2 separate regions of the Homo sapiens genome follow, and region 2 is linked to region 1. Evidence: read pairs that join two places in POLR2A ChIA-PET (ENCODE). Cell type or tissue: Panc1. All regions are shown on one strand. Each heading gives the region's core, and the rest is flanking DNA. Links, peaks and the distances in the headings are about the cores only. Region 1 overlaps ADAMTS16 (ADAM metallopeptidase with thrombospondin type 1 motif 16). Region 2 has its middle 27 kb from the start of LINC02121.

Region 1 (8,345 bases), core at 169-8,168:
AAAAAAAAAAAAAAGAAGTTCTAAGTTGCTAACCAATTGGGATAAATAGAGAACGTTAGGTTCCGTTCCAGTCAATGGAAACCAGACACTGCAGTAAGGTGGATGTGTCAGGTTATAAATGACCTTGTATCCTTTGTTCGGTGTACTCTGGTGGCAAAACTGCTGGCGTGTATACCCTTTCTGCAGAAAGTAAACTAGCCTTGCTGAGAGATCCTTTGTCTCAGTGTTGATTTTTTTAACACCAAGCAGCAGTTCCCAACACAAGGAATGTACAAGATGAGCCTCGGATACCTTGCTGAGTCAGAAAGCTAGAAGCCTGCCAAAGATTCCTGGCTCCTGTCAAGAGGAAACTCAAGAAACATTTCCAAAAGAAACATATGACATTAGCATATTTTTCTTTATCATTTAGAGAAAAGCATCGTGGTTTTCCTGTACGATCTCAAACTCAGGGTACTGAGATATTTGGTGAAGGTTGTTTTTTCTTAAAAGAAGTAATCCAGCCAGTCATGAAAAAGAAAAAAGAATTAGAATATCATTAGCCTTGCAACACTCAAAGATGTAAAGGATCTGGGAAATGATTGTTAATGGCTGCTAAAAGTATTAGGTGGGAAGCTGATGGGGACCTTTGCAAGTCAGCCTATATTCCCTGAACACTGAAGCATCCTAACACCAATGCTCTGGGCCTCACCAGGCATTCTGTGTGCATATACATGAAGCCATCAATGGTGCAATCTTGCCAAAAATCCAACTCTGAACCTAACCAATGCCTTAGATCCAATTGCCTGATTATAGCAGATCTAGAGAACCCAGGGGACGTGTTCAATGGCACCACAGAGATGGAGCTGGCAAGATCCAGAATATGGGAAACTCCCAACAAACAGATCCATTATTTTATCACGTGAATTCAGGAAAAACAGAACGTCAAGGGAGAGTTTGAATGTGGAGAGAGACATGAGAAGCATGTCAGCTGAATGCAATAAACGAACCGTGTTTTGATTGTGATTCTATGTTAACTGAGAGAAAATAAAATACCAAATTGGAATTTTGAATACTCACTAGACATTTGATGATATTAAGGAATGATTGTAGGTTTCTAGGTATGATAATGGTGTTGTGGTTATGTTTTTTAAAGTTCTTAATTTGGAGAACCCTTAGTGAAAGAGCTTCGAAGAAATGATTTCAAGTCTGGGAGTCAGTGTTGGGAGAGAGAAAGTGGACAAGCATTTATGTGAAATGAGACTGGACGTGAGTTATTAAATGTTGAGGCAGGACTGCAGGTTTCAAGGGCTCCTGTACTATTTCCTCTACTTGTGTATATCTTTAAATCTTTCATTAAAAAATAAGCTTTTTACAAAAACAAAACAGTGAAAGCTATTACCATGTCAATACGCCTTTCTGAGTCTATGAACTTTGCCAGGTAACAACAGCAAATCAACAACGATGTTATGATGCACATTGAGTTTGCTCACAGATTCCTGGTAAAAACAGTGCTTCTTTGATAAACATCCTTGCTTTTGAGACAGCGCTCCTGTCTTCCACTAACCTGACCTCATTCTGGGGCTTCGAATCCTGTTCTTCATCTTCAAACCAAGAGAGATTTTCCCAGAAATATTTTCAGTTATTCAACCTGTTGAAATTCCATTTTTATGTTTCATGTCTCCTGCATTAGAAAGCTATGACCAGATGGTTTTTAAAAAGGGGGGAAAAGAAAACGACAACAACTAGCACACACCTGGCATCTCCTTCCTCTCTGACAACCGGTGCAACCTCACTCCTGTCCCCACACCTGTAGGATGCTGTCCAAGAGCAGGAGCCTATTCCAGGCAATGGGCTTCTCCTTGAGCCTGAGACAGTGGACTTTGTTCTACACCGGGTGGGAGGGCAGGCAGGGATGGAAGAGATGATGTTGTTTTGCTTAAAGAAAAGAAATGAATGGATGAGGCTTTACTCTTCAGAATTTCTTGTTTTTAAATGGAATTGTTCTTACTTAAATAGCATTAAATGGGGCCATTTGAACTGCCATAGTATGTGCCAACACTGGTCAGATATCAGTAGTTTGATATGTGTTACCCTAATACCTCAACTAATAATAGAAGTATTACTTTCCTCCTATGAAAGTAGCCTTTTTTTTTTTCTGTCAGTACAAATCTAGTGGCTCTAATCTTGGAGATAAAAAGGGACTTGACTTCAGGTCTCCCCAGCCCACAGACCAAGCTCTTCTCACTCCACTGGGGCCAGGACAAGAGACAAACATCTTCCTTCTTCCTCGCAACAGACAGTCTGGACAGTCTGGACCTTTAAAATCTTAGAAGTTCATACCAAACCACCCAGGGAACCACCGCTGTTGGACACGGTGTTAAATAGTGCATAGCACTGATGTGTGGTGCAGTGAATTTGCCATGCGGAATTTAGCATGAATTAAAATGAATGAGCACTTGTCTGGAGAAAGGGGAAGAGATAGCATCTCCAGCCTTCGTGGGGACAGATGAAATTCCACATGGATTGCTTCATCACCCTGGAAGCTGCGTGACCTCTAACATGGCATCAGTTAATCGTCCCAAGGCTCCGAGCCCAGGTGCTTTGGGGGGAAAGCACAGACTATGGGCCTGAAATGACAAGGTGTTGAGCCATGTGGAGCCTCCAGCTGTGCTTTCCTACCTGAGACTCTCTCTGTTCTGAACATGAGATGTGAAAAGCACCTTGTTTTCAGGACAGGTCAGAGTTCACCGACTTGGGAGTTGAACAGCCAGACTAAGTATTCAGATAACACTCCTTCATTAAAAGTGTCAAGTTTCCGGGAGATCAGACATTTGAAAATGATTTTTCTATTCATTTTCCCTGTATGTGAATTTATAGGAGGATGCTAGGTTGGGTAAGGAAAAAAAAAACAACATTGAATGTACTGTATTTATATTAGGTGCTGCTTGAGTGTAGGGGGAGGCTAATGTCTGCATAGTTTACAAAATTCCCCACTGCTCAGCCTTATAGCAGTGATGAGATGAACCCATCTATCCATCTGTGTGAGTCAAGTCAACTTATTTATGTTGAAAATTTTAGTGGTGCCGGGGAGGACAGTGTGTGAAATATGGTGATGAAGGCCCCAAGCCCACCCATGGCCACTGGTCGGACTGGTCTTCTTGGTCCCCATGCTCCAGGACCTGCGGAGGGGGAGTATCTCATAGGAGTCGCCTCTGCACCAACCCCAAGTAAGTATGCCTTGACCTCCTTCCTCACAAACGACTGATTTCCATGCCATGAACCCTCCAAGCAGTATGCCTGTGTCTCAGCTCTTTTTTTTTTTTTTTTTTTTTGAGATGGAGTCTCGCTCTGTCACCCAGGCTGGAGTGCAGTGGTGTGATCTTGGCTCACTGCAACCTCCGCCTCCCGGATTCAAGCTATTCTCCTGCCTCAGCCTCCCAAGTAGCTGGGACTATAGGTGCCACCACCACGCCCTCCTAATTTTTGTATTTCTAGTAGAGACACGGTTTTACCATGTTGGTCAGGCTGGTCTCGAACTCCTGACCTTAGGTAATCCACCCGCCGTGACCTCCCAAAGTGCTGGGATTACAGGTATGAGCCATCGCGCCCGGCCTCAGCTCTTAATAGCAAGCCTGTACTGTACATATAATCGTAAGAAGCACTGAATAGGAAAGGTATTTCACTCAAGCATTTCTTAATTACCTCTCTGTGCTATAACTTAAGATGCTTATAACTACCTGACCACAGCAAAAAAATAACAGCAGCAACAGTGATATTCAGGAATTGAATTTTAACCACATTTACTTGACATACCAAGGATCTGCTTAAAACAAATAAATAAATCATAAGAAAAGTGTATAGAATACAAATAAATAAGATCAGTAAGAACAATGGTTTTACGTGGAAAAAAGCAAATTTGGGGGTTTTCCATCAAATATATTTACCTTCACAACAGGAGGTTTAACTGCCAGCTTCTGTAAGAAGTAAGAATGAATGTGAGAAGCATCACCAGTGTGCGGAAGTGAAGAGGCTTTAATTTTTAATTTTTTAAATTTAACTTTTATTTCAAGTTCAGGGGTAGAGTATAGGTTTGTTACATAAGCAAACTTGTGTCACGGGTGTGTGTTGTGCAGATTATTTCATCGCCCAGGTATTAAACCTAGTATTCATTAGTTATTTTTTGCAGTCCTCTCCTTCCTCCCACCCTCCACCTTCCAACAGGCCACAGTGTGTATTGTTTCCCTTTATATGTCCATGTGTTCTCATCATTCAGCTCTCACTTATAAGTGAGAACATGCGGTATTTGGTTTTCTGTCCCTGCGTTAGCTTATTAAGGATAAAGGTCTCCAGGCTCCATCCATGTTCCTGCAAACAACATGATCTCTTCCTTTTTTATGGCTGCATGGTATTCCATGGTGTGTATGTACCACATTTTCATTATCTGGTCTAACATTGATGGGCGTTTAGGTTGACTCCATGTCTTCGCTATTGTGAAGGTGCTGCACAATGAACATTCATGTGCGTGTGTCTTTATGGTAGAATGATTTATATTCCTTTGGATATATACTCAGTAATGGGATTGCTGGGTCAAATGATATTTCTTTTTGTAGGTTTTTGAGTAATTGCCACACTGTCTTCCACAATGGTTGAATTAACTTACACTCCTACCAAAGTGTATAAGTGTTCCTTTTCCTCCATAACCTCGCCAGCACCTGTTATCTTTTAGCATTTTAATAGTAGCCATTCTGACTGGTGTTTTTCACATCTCCCTTTGCCCTTAAGCTTGTTTAAGATGTGTCACTTGGCTTGTTGTTTCAGTCCCATCTTTAAAGCATGAGCTCACCTCACCCCCTACGCCACGCTGTACCCCTTGCGCTGCCCGCATTACCAGTGTGTACATGCAAATTCTCTGGGGTGAGCTGTCAGTGCCAACCAGCAAAGGTGACTGGTTCTTTAGTCTTGGTCTTTGGGTCCTGGCCTTGTCACCAGAAGACTGGTGGTGGAAAGAAATTTTGGTCTTGAAAGCAAAGTCATTGAACTTCCCTCTGAGTTCCACATTCTCTCAAATGTGCTATCCTGGGAAAGTGTGGTCCTCCTCAATCAGCCCCTCCCTGTGCAGGGTGAGGACAGCCCTGCCCACCCTGCCTCACCACTGCAGAGGCACTGGGCCCAGAGAGGAGCAAAGACAGGCCAGCCTGCCCTGCTGCTCTTGTAAAGGATTCACTCAATAGAAAAGGGAGTGCAACCTTACCATTCGTGTGTAAGAATGTGTTCTAGACCACTTAGAAATCCACTTTTCCAGCTGGGCGTGGTGGCTTCTACCTGTAATCCCAGTACTTTGGGAGGTTGAGGTGCACGGACAACAGGGTCAAGAGATCAAGACCATCCTAGCCAACATGGTGAAACCTCGTCTTTACTAAAAATACAAAAATTAGCTGGGTGTGGTGGCGTGTGCCTATAGTCCCAGCTACTCGAGAGGCTGAGGCAGGAGAATCACTTGAACCCAGGAGACAGCGGTTGCAGCGAGCCGAGATCACACTACTACACTCCAGCCTGGGTGACAGAGCGAGACTCCATCTCAAAAAAAAAAAAAAAAAAAGAATCCACTTTTTTCCTAATTACCCATTCTAACACTCTTAGCTTCATCTCTCCAATAAGCCTAATTTTAAAGAATTTAGTAGCTACTAAAATATAAAAATTCTAACTTCAAAATACACATTCCAGGCCATCGCATGGAGGGAAGTTCTGTGAGGGCTCCACTCGCACTCTGAAGCTCTGCAACAGTCAGAAATGTCCCCGGGACAGTGTTGACTTCCGTGCTGCTCAGTGTGCCGAGCACAACAGCAGACGATTCAGAGGGCGGCACTACAAGTGGAAGCCTTACACTCAAGTAGAAGGTAAATCTCAAACTGCTTTCGGGTAATAGCCTCATGCTTTACTACCTTTACTTTTTAAAGAAGTACATGATTGAGAGTGTGGTGCACAAATAAACCAGACGTCGCTCTGGGAGGTGAGGGTCGCATATTCTCTTCTGGAGGTTAGTTTTATTTTGCCAGCCCCACCATCACGACCTCTTATCTAAACTTCACCAGCGGTGAGGTCAGAAATCAACACACCAGATAGAAAGCGTGTGCATAATACAATGAAACTCATCAAAGAAGTGATAAAAAACACAAAGTAGATCCTGCATGGAAATTGAATCAGTATGTTTTTGAATTAAGAATTACAGTAGTTGTTGCTATAAGCAAGTTACCCATTGAATACTTATAATTGTCAAAGAATGAAAAAGAAATTTCAGTATATTTTAGAAAATGGAACAATTTTGAAGCATAGTATGTTCAGAAAGTCTTGATCTATAACTATACACCAAGAAGTTTATTTGTGGCATGTATAAGACTTTACTCCCCAGTGGGAAAGAAATAAGTGTTGTTTTCATGATTAAAATAACTTAAAGTCAGTAGCTCAAGTGGCATAATTAAGGAGAAATTCAAAGAAAACCTAATCATCTCATTGCTTGAAACTGGGAACATTGCCCGAAAAAATGACAGAAGCCCTTTGGATGTACATAAGTGGGACGTCCCATCTGACATTCCCATTCATCATCTCAGTGCATACAGTGTTTTCACAGTGTCAGGTTCATGCAGTTAGAAAATTCTGAAAGGAAATTACAAGCAATTTCCCGGAAGCATGTTTGGTTGTCCCTTTACTCCTAAATCTGTACAAATGTAGCCAGTATGATACAGGCCACTAGGGAGGAGAGAAAGGTAGAATGAACTTTGAAACCGTGGTTCAAAAATGTGTGTGTATTCCTCCTGACTGCCAATCTTCAGTGAATAAGCTCATTAATCATGGAAGCACACAGTAATCATGGACGCACACACTAAATTTGATTCTTAGAATTATTCAGTTGGGCCTCTTATCTTGAATGATAAGGAAAATATCTGTAGATGAGTCTCAGGCCTATAAAAATTTCTAAGACAGATGAAATTTTCATCATTAATTGTCCCTCCCCTTTTTTTTTTACCAAGAAGAGAACAAAAGGGGCAAAATGGTTTGAAAAAAAGTTCATATTAAATATAAACCAAAAACCTTGAAATGGATTATTTAGGAAGGAAGTAAACTTCCTATTTCTCTAGGTACCAATATTTTAAAACAGTTTATTGTATTTGTGGAAAACATTGTTCTCGAGACTTCATCTAAGTTATTCCTTTTATTAGTTTAATTTTTATGTATTTTACCAAATGCGTTAAGAAATTCAGTGATGTTTTTGATTCTTTTATTACATTTTATCTGTAAGAATTTTGTGTGTTACTACAAAATGGCAGTTTTTTTTTTTGGATTTCTACAAGATAGTAGTTAATGATACTAGTGAAATAGTAAAGCATTAATGTTGTAGCCAACAAATATTTATTGAATGCCTACTATGTGCCAAACACTGTATAAAAATCAAAGGTCTTAAAGGACACTGTAGAGTAAAATTTAACATTGAAGCAATAAATAAATTTAAAGAAACAAAACAAAACATAATGAGGCAACCATTAAAAATGCCATTGTAATGTATTATTGTGTGGGAGTTATTTTATGGGGGAAGAAAGAAAGTCTATCTAAAATTCAGAGCAAAAATGATCAGAGCTTAAGTATTTTTCTTATTTGTGTTTGTGTGTGTATTTCTTTTTAAGATCAGGACTTATGCAAACTCTACTGTATCGCAGAAGGATTTGATTTCTTCTTTTCTTTGTCAAATAAAGTCAAAGATGGGACTCCATGCTCGGAGGATAGCCGTAATGTTTGTATAGATGGGATATGTGAGGTAATCATGATCCTTCATTCATTCAACAAATGATTCCGGACAGTCTGCTTTGTGTCAAGCATCCTGTAGAGGCTAGAAAGACTGGACATATGAGACAAGCCTTTCCCTCTAAGTTGCAGCCCAGTGGGGAGAAAGCCAGAAGAACACATTGATGACATGCTGCTTTGCTGCAGTGGAAGTGTGTGCAGAGCATAAGGAGAGGGAGGGGCCCGTTCTGTCTTAGATATGGGTCTGGGACATTCGTGGGGCTCCTAGGAGAAGGGAACATCCACATCCAAGCTAGATCTGAAAGGGTGAGTTGGAAGAGGGATGTCAGGAAAATAGAGAGGGGACGTGGTGGTGCCAGATGCATGGGTTGCTAGCCACTGATTCAGTCATCAGAACGCCCAGAGGGAAAGTGGGGGACTGGGGGATGCTGTGGGAAGGGTTGGGGTAAGAAGAGGGTCTCCAAGGCCGACTCCAAGGCTGGATAAGGAGTTGGGATTTTTATCCTGTGTCCATGTAGATAGAGCAGGCATTGAGTCTGGGAACAGTGGAGCCACAGGATTTGGTTGCG
Region 2 (8,345 bases), core at 313-8,312, 130 kb before region 1:
GATGACCTTGAATAAAGACAATGAAACTTAGCAATGTGACTGGAGGTGCATGTTTTTTTGTTCCTTTAGGAGAAAGTGTAGGAGAAGTCTTTGGGATTTTATCATAGCAAGGGTGAAGAAAGAGGCGAGACCCTGAGGTCTGCAAATGCCCCTGAAATATCAAGGCCACTTGTCATGAAAGGTGTCATATTTTAATGAGAACGGTTCCAGTATTCCATGAACCATACTTGATTCTCATAAGTACCAGCCTGCAGGGCAACATAGACACAAGGCAGGAGGAACTAAGTAGGGGAGACCCCCAGCCAGTGGCTGCCCTCCAAAGATCAGGAGGCATATCTTTCTTCCATGATTTATTGCCTTTTTCATATCTTCTTTTCTTTATCACTAAAATTCAAATTCTTTCTGTTAGTAGATTGTGATAAAATAAAGTTAGACCCAGGAACTCTGAGTCAAGTACTATATTTGCTACTCCCTAAATGATAAAATGATGCTCTCTGGCTTGGGATTTTTTGGGTTTTCCTTTTTGTGAATAGAAAATAGTAGCCACCCAACAGAATTGATGCACAACTTACAAGAAATACACTAGAAATGAGTGGCTCTCGATGAGTGTTAGCCAAGTCTGGAAGAGTCTCACAGTGCCACTTGAATTAATTCTGAAGTTTTACTCCTTAACAAAGGTAAATAGTGGTATTGAAGAGTTGAGAAACTCTCTCCTCTAACTCCAGACGTATGATCAGTCCTCCTCTTAGGTACAATTCAAGCCCATGTGCAAAGTGGCCAGACTTCTCTGTTCTTGCCAATAGGTCTCCACCTCTTCAGAAACCAAATACTGGACAGCTGGTGACAAAGGGTGACAAAAAATGTTCAACTTATGCAGTGTGATGAGAAAAAGCATAGATTGAGTTCCTATATAAAGCCTGTACCCAACATCTAGCATGAACCTCAGTGTTTGATCAGAAGTAAGTAGAGGCTAAGCCTAGAAATAAAATAAAATAAAATAAAATAAAGCAAAACAAAAACATAACAAACGCGAGCATGCCTATTGCATTCTAGAAACTGTTCTAAAAACTTTTCATATATTAGCACATCCAAAGCTTGCAGCAATCTTGTGAGTAGAGGCTGTAGTTAAGCTCATTTTAGAGATGTGTACAGAGACAGGGAGTGACTTGCTCAGGTCCCCCAGGGAGTGGGCTCTGGCATCTGTGTTCCTGATAGCTGCTCTAGATAGCATCTCTGTGCTCCAGAACAGACCTGTGGTTACAATACTCTGGATTTAGGCACCATTTGCTGAGAATGGAAGAACATAGAATTTAGGGCCTGTCCTTTAAAGAAAAAGAATGTGAGAAGAAGAAATTTAGCTAGAAAAACAAAAAAGGCTATCGTATTTGGCAATCAAGATGACATGAGTGACATTTACAGAGAGGTTTCTGGCATTTACCTGGGGTATGTAGGATGTGGAAGGGGAGATGCTCAGGCTTTTTGCAGTAAAGAGAAGAACATTATGATAGTAGCTTAAGCAAGCCATAGACTCAGAAGACCCTTTTAATGGGAGGAAAGAACTGGGTGCATTCTTAGAAGAAACAGAGCCACATAAGAGGAAAATATAGAAGACACAAGAGAGAGAACTGAGATACTCACAGCAAGAATCCAGAGGAAGCTAGGAGTTGAGGAGACGGAGTCCAGAGCATGGATAGAAGAAATGGCATTGTTAGATAGGAGGAGCGCTTGTCCATCTAAGACAGAAGCACAGGAGATGAGCTTGGAACCAGCGACACCACCTGCAACTCTTCCCCAGCTGCAACATCACTAATGTGATGAATGTGCCCTTACGTTTATCCGACACATATATAAAGTTCATTGTGTGGATTGGTGAGGCAAGATGACCACCCTAGCAAGTGGGTGGCAGTATAGGATCAGCTCATTCAACTCATCAGCCCTATAGTGTAGACAGTTCTACCGAACACTTGTGGCATACTTACTCCTGAAATTCTGTGCCCAAAAAGGAAAGTTAAAAGATGTCTCTCGAGATGGTGTCTCATGTCACAGCAGAGACATAAGCAGTTTCCAAAAGCTGTTGTCAAGATTCAGAATCAGAACGGTCCGGCCAGCTGTGTGCCTCACATGTAAGCATTAACGAGTGTCTTGTGTTTATGATGCTTTGAAGTTGTTACAAGAGATAGATCATTAGATTAACACATACTGTACAAATATTCCATTATCCTCCAAATTCCCCACTGAGAAAAAAAGGCAACTGCAAATCTAATTTGAAAGATTGGTTTGAAGAAAAGCTATGGCAAGCTTCCCAGAGTCTTGTGGTTTTCTGGGTCCCTGACCCTGCATTTGTCTCCTGGAATCACCTCAGCAGTGTGAGCAGGGCCACCAAGCCCAAGCTGCCGGGAGCAGCTGGAGAACACATCTCCAGATTCCTCAAGTGACCAAAAGGAAATGAATTCAGTCACCATACATATTCATACACACATGTATAAAATAAATGTGCATTTTTATATTCAGCCTACTTAATTAGAAAAGTCCCCTGGGCTGTCACTGTCACTGAGTTAATAGTGAGCTTTCTTAGGATTTGCCAAGAATAAAGACATGAAAATACATAGCAAGTCAAGGAAAGATAAGCATCGTCTAAATAGAAGGGCTTATGCTTCAGTTCTTTTATGAATTACTAGCACTTTCATATTTTGTGAGGTTTTCTTTAGAGATTCAATACAATATGTAGAATATAGCACATGATAAAAATTTGATAGCACGATAGAAACTGGATTTTTAAAAGAGATGAAAAAATGAAAGAAAGGAAAGCAATGAGGCCAAAATTACTAATTAATGATCCATTTAGAGGTCAAATAATGAGTATTGGATAAACAAAGCGTGCATGTTCTATTTAATTTCATTTATTGGTCACCACTGTGCCTGAGACGATTTATAATCTCATTTCTACACTCTGTTTTTTTTTCTTCTTTGCCATATTCCAAGCAAAACATCTAATGTGCTGTATTTTGGGGAATAAATGTTGATTCAGTATTTAAAATAAGCATCTAAGACTAGTAAATGCTGTAGAACATATACAGTTGAACAAGAAAACATCTTATTAAGGAGGTTAACTAAATAAGTTAGGTAAGTTAATGAATAAGAATATATGGCAGAATTTAAGTATCAAGAGAAAAGAGGATATTAATCATGCCTTTTTATTGTCTGTATTTTTTATGTTTGACATCTGGGGCCTTGCTAACTCTGGAAAGATTGCCCCTTACAGGGCTAGCTAATTGCCAGAGATATTAAAGGACTTGCCTGCAAATGTACCTTCCATATGCAAATCAACCAATCCAGAGCTTATACCTTGGACCACCAACTTTATTGACACTTATACTCAGGGCTACTACTTTCCTGTCCTAATTACACCAGAATCAGGTAGCAGATAAGGGACACCTCCTAGCCCCCAGTGCATGCTGAAATTATTGAAACTAGCCAATTCTAAGCCTGTCTATACTGTCTCGGCCTGTTCCTTCCTGCAGAAACCACAAGGCAGGCTCTTGCTCATGTTTGCCTCTCATTCCCTCTGCCTCCTGGCTAAGCTGGTGTTTCCCCATGTGGACCTCCATGGTATGGCATTCCTACTCCTCTTGGGATCTGTAACAAACTATCTTTTCAATGACTATTGAATGACATTGCAATGATGATTCACCATACCTGAATAACAATAATAAAATACAAGTTTAGATAGAGAAAGTGATGACAAATAAATGGAGACATCATGTAGGCAAGTCAGGCTTCAAGAAGAATATAGCATTGGCCCAATGTATAAAACATTGAAAGGGTTTGAAAGGCAGAGAAGGAAAATCCTGTGTCCACAGAAACAGCACCAGAATCAAAGTCAAATTGAGAAATTATGCTTGATCAACACAAAGGTCAATGGATGGAAGTTAGACCACATTAAGCTTTCTGCAGATGAGCAAAATGGTAGTGGAAATTAATTCTATAGTATAGAGTATAGATAGGAGAAGACAGTGCCTGAGCGTACTCCAAAAGTCACCGTGGAGCCTGAAATAAATCAACCTTCCTTGACAGATAGGTAGGTAAGGAGGTAAAAACAACATTTAAGTGCCTTTTGCCTTTACATAAATTGCCTTTCTCTTTTATTTTTTTCCATAGGCATGTAAAATGGGTAGTCTCATGTCCCATTTACAGCTGGAAAATGAAGAATCCCAGAGTTAAGAGACTGCTCAGTGTCCAAACATGGTAAAAAGCAGAAGATTTGTTAGCACCCAAATCTAACTCAAAAGTTAATACCACAAAACATTCCAGGTAAAGTGAAATTGAAGGGCATATCAAAGGAAAATAAGAGAGAGAGGTGGAGGGAGAAAAAGAGAGAGAGAAAATAACTAACATAACCAACATAAATCTAAGATGGATAGAAAATCTGCAAGGATTTCTACTCATCAAAAGGACAAACACCACCACCAGTTTTTCAATGACCATTGAATGACTGTTCAGTGATGATTCATCATACCTACATAACAATAATAAAACACATTTTTAAATAGAGGGAGTGATGACAAATAAATGAAGATATTTATTTTGTGGTCAGTATTCCACCTGTTCTTTGCCTCTTGAAATAGTACTCATGTTTAAACATGCTAGAAAAATGACATGTTTGTTTCCCATTCCATGTCACACGACTCAGCATCTCCAATTCTAGAAATTTCAAAACCTAGAGACCTATTCCTCTACTTCCAGCATTGTTTTTCATAGTAGGCAGGCACCTTACTCCACACCTCTGCAATTCAATTTGGAGATGGAAGCTTCCAGAAGAGGACAGGCTGGGAACTAGCTTTTGATCATGCCACATTGCATTTCTGGAGATCTGGGTGGGGAGGAAAGGCAGGAGATGGCCGGTAAATATGAGCTGGATGTTGTGCTAACCTATGCATCCTACCAATGCAGAAGGGCAAGCAGCCATGCTAGAGGCAGGAGATGACTCCACTTCAGCAGTCTCTGGGCAGCAAAGGCTGTTAAGCACTGAGAACACAACTGAAGGCTACACATGCTATTTGTTTTCCATAAGCAGAGTCAATGTTCATAATTTGTTATTGTTGATCAGATCTCAACTTGTACAAGTTGCAACATCTAACTATAATGTATTCATCTTTGTAATTACTGGCAAAGGTTGTAAGTCACTTGCAGATTTTAGAGAAAATGAATGAGAAAATAACAACAAATAATTCAAAAAATATGAAAAATGAAATCACATTCAAAGTTGAATTCAGAGGCAAATACATAGCCTTAAATGGTTTATTATTCAGCAAAAGTAATGAAAACCAAAGAATTAAGCAAGTACTCAATGATACTAAAAAATCAATACATTTGCTATTACTAAAAATTTAGAATTTAAATCAAGGATAATAAATAATAAAAACAATACTTAAAAGACCTGATTTATAAAAGGCTGTGTATTTTTTTTTTAAGTATAATTCTAAGAAAGATTTAAGGACCAGATTTTACCATAAGTTACCTATAGGTTCCAAATAATAAATTCCAATATATAGTAACTTAAATTATGCAATATATTGGCATCAATTATGACAGAAAAGGATCAATATGATCAGTATATAAAGAGCTACATAAAGAGCCCTTAAAATCATGAAGGAAAACTTTAACACCCCAAAGTACAAAGTCAAAGGCAATATTTAATTTACTGAATATATATGAATTGCCAATAAAAATAGAAAATACTTCTCATCTTACCAGTGCTCAAATATGCCAAAAGCAGAGGGTATGGCTGAATCCTTTGCTATCCACATATCTCCACCTTGGCTCAGAGAAAGGGAATGCTTATTTCCCCCTTACCAAAGGGTTGTTCTTCTCAGGGGACTCTTTTCCATCTTTCCTGGGCCTTACTCCCGTGATTTATCTGATGGGTGATACTGATGGATGACTGGTATTCATTGGACCTTATTTCTCTTTAGAGTGACTCTCTTAAAATAAGGATCACATATGTGGCATAGACGGTTGTCCATTGCTTCCTCCTGAACACATTTGTTCGAGTTCATGCGTTTGTTCTCCAAACCTGGAGAGTCAGACCACTCACTTTATAATTTACATTATAACTTGCTTTCTCTATTTGCAATGCGGTGGTCCAGTCAAATGCAATTGCTGTGTATATCACCATAGATATATGTATTTTGATTCCCAAAATTCTAATGTTTTTAAAATTTGAGGTCAACACTACTCAAAACATGCCAGAGAATTGCGTCCCCTGAAGGGTCATGTGTTGGAAACTTAATCCCCAACACAACAGTGTTGGGAGGTGGGGCCTAAGAGAGGTGTTGGGTCATACAGATAGAACCCTCATGAGTGGAATAATGTTATTATCACAGAAGAGGGTGGGTTATCCAGAGAGTAGGTTGTTATAAGTGAGTCCAGACCCTGTTTTCTCTATCTGATATTCTGGCTTCTGCCCTCGCCTTTCCAGCATGAGATAACCCTAGCCAGGTTTTGGTGCTATGCTCTTGGACTTCCCAGACTCCATATGAGAGAAATGGTCTCCATAGGTGAGAAATAAATTTATTTTCCTTGTAAATTATCCATTTTGTGGTGTTCTGTTACAGCAGCAGAAAACAAACCAGGAGAGAACACCAGTCTGATTGCTTCCTACATGGAAGGTGTGATATTTTAAAAATGTATTTTGAAAGCAAATAGAATCTTAGGACCCCAAACTCACTATGCCAAAGGGAAAGTTAAGGTTGGGGGCTGAGTCACACAATACTGCCTTTCTTTTCTTCCCAAGGAGATGTAATTTCACTACTCTATGTCTCACCCATAGGCCAGGTTTCTACAATCATAGGGCCACACGTTTCCCCAGATGACCTCCCTCAAAAATTGCTTACAAGGAAGTTCCTTGTGAGCAGTTAAGTCTTTCAGAATACATAGCTTTCCTGTAAATTAGCCTTAAAACTGAGTTCTGTTGAATCTCACCTTGGAAGTGTCAATTACCAGCTTATTTTCACAGGTACAGGACAAGACCAGAAATCATTCCCCCACCTAGTCTGAGATGAATGCATAACTGACTTTTCCTCTACTCTCTCTTTTCACATTTACTGTATCTTCAGTAAAATGTAGACTTACTGAATGCAAGATAAGGCATAATTGACTTGTCTTCTACTCCCTCTTTTCACATGTAAAATGTAGATTTAGTGAGACTACTCAGAGCTTCACAAGAATGTAACCATTTGTCTCACTGCCTTACCTTCCCTTTTTTACCTCCTGCTTGCTCTTTCCCCATTAAACACTGCAGTTCCCCAAGTTCGCTTTTTAAAAAAACACAGGTCATGTATAGTCCTGTGACTTACGGAGTTTGTTGTTGTTGGTTTGTTTGTTTTCTTTCTAGGTGTGTCTTCCTCAACCTTGGCTAAATAAACTTCCATGTATTGAGACCTGCCCTAGTCACTTTTTGGTTAATAGCATCTTGGTTGGAAATACTTGAATTCTAGGACTACTCAGCACAGTAATCCCTTTAAATATTATGACCTTATACTTTGTTAATAGAACTACTATTAGACATTCATTGGGACCTCTCTTCTAAAATTCACGTCTCTCTATTCTTATAGACATTGGAGAAGCTTTTATCATTTGGTGATGCAGGTTAAGAGAGTCCCTCAGATTGATAGCAGTTCATTAATACACTCTTCCTCTGTTGTCATACATTGCTTTCTTTCATTACTTTGCTCGTTTTAAACGACAATACTTTTTATTTCTAAGATTTTAAAATGTTTTTCATAAGTACATACCTACTGCATTTTGTAACACATCTTTCTTGCTTCATAACTTCCTCTTCTTGATTCTTGATTATTATTTGGTCTATTATTACTTTCAGTACTTCTAAATAAATTTAATGATCCTTTTGCAAAAATCAAAGAACTAAGCACATAATTATACTAAAAAATCTATATATTTGCTATTACTAAAAAATTAGAATTTAAATCAATGATAATAAATAATAAAAACACTATTAGAAAGACCTGATTTATAAAAGACCTTGTATTTAAAAAACAAAAAAAAACTATAATTCTAAGAAAAAATTTAAGGACCAGATTTTACCATAAATTACCTATAAGTTTCAAATAATAAATCCCATTATGTAGTAACCAAAATTATGCAATATATTGGCATCAGTTATGACATAAAAGAATTAATATGATCAGTATATGAAGAGCTATATAAAGAGCCCTTAAAAATCACAAAGGAAAACTTTAACACACCAAAGTATAAAGTCAAAGGTGATACTTAATTCCTGGACCCTCCCAACAAGTAAACTCAGAATATTCTCAGCTGGCATTTGC

What was found. Peaks named below come from ENCODE experiments on the same cell type or tissue, not always from the same donor. Only the 100,000 strongest peaks of a DNase experiment are listed, where the experiment ranks them.
Region 2: POLR2A ChIA-PET joins it to region 1 with 5 read pairs; 2 of 35 experiments call an interaction of 5 or more read pairs at or near these places.

What each region holds. Positions count from the first base shown.
Region 1 is chr5:5,229,311-5,237,655 of GRCh38, forward strand. ADAMTS16 (ADAM metallopeptidase with thrombospondin type 1 motif 16) reads left to right here. Exons shown (of 23, transcript NM_139056.4): 12 at 3,058-3,206; 13 at 5,704-5,876; 14 at 7,659-7,789. Among named protein-coding and RNA genes, the nearest start is that of ADAMTS16-AS1, 57 kb to the left of the region's middle. In Panc1, for the core only: no CTCF peak of the experiment used is centred there; no DNase peak of the experiment used is centred there.
Region 2 is chr5:5,101,159-5,109,503 of GRCh38, forward strand. No RefSeq gene overlaps it. Among named protein-coding and RNA genes, the nearest start is that of LINC02121, 27 kb to the left of the region's middle. In Panc1, for the core only: no CTCF peak of the experiment used is centred there; a DNase peak (open chromatin) is centred at 4,533.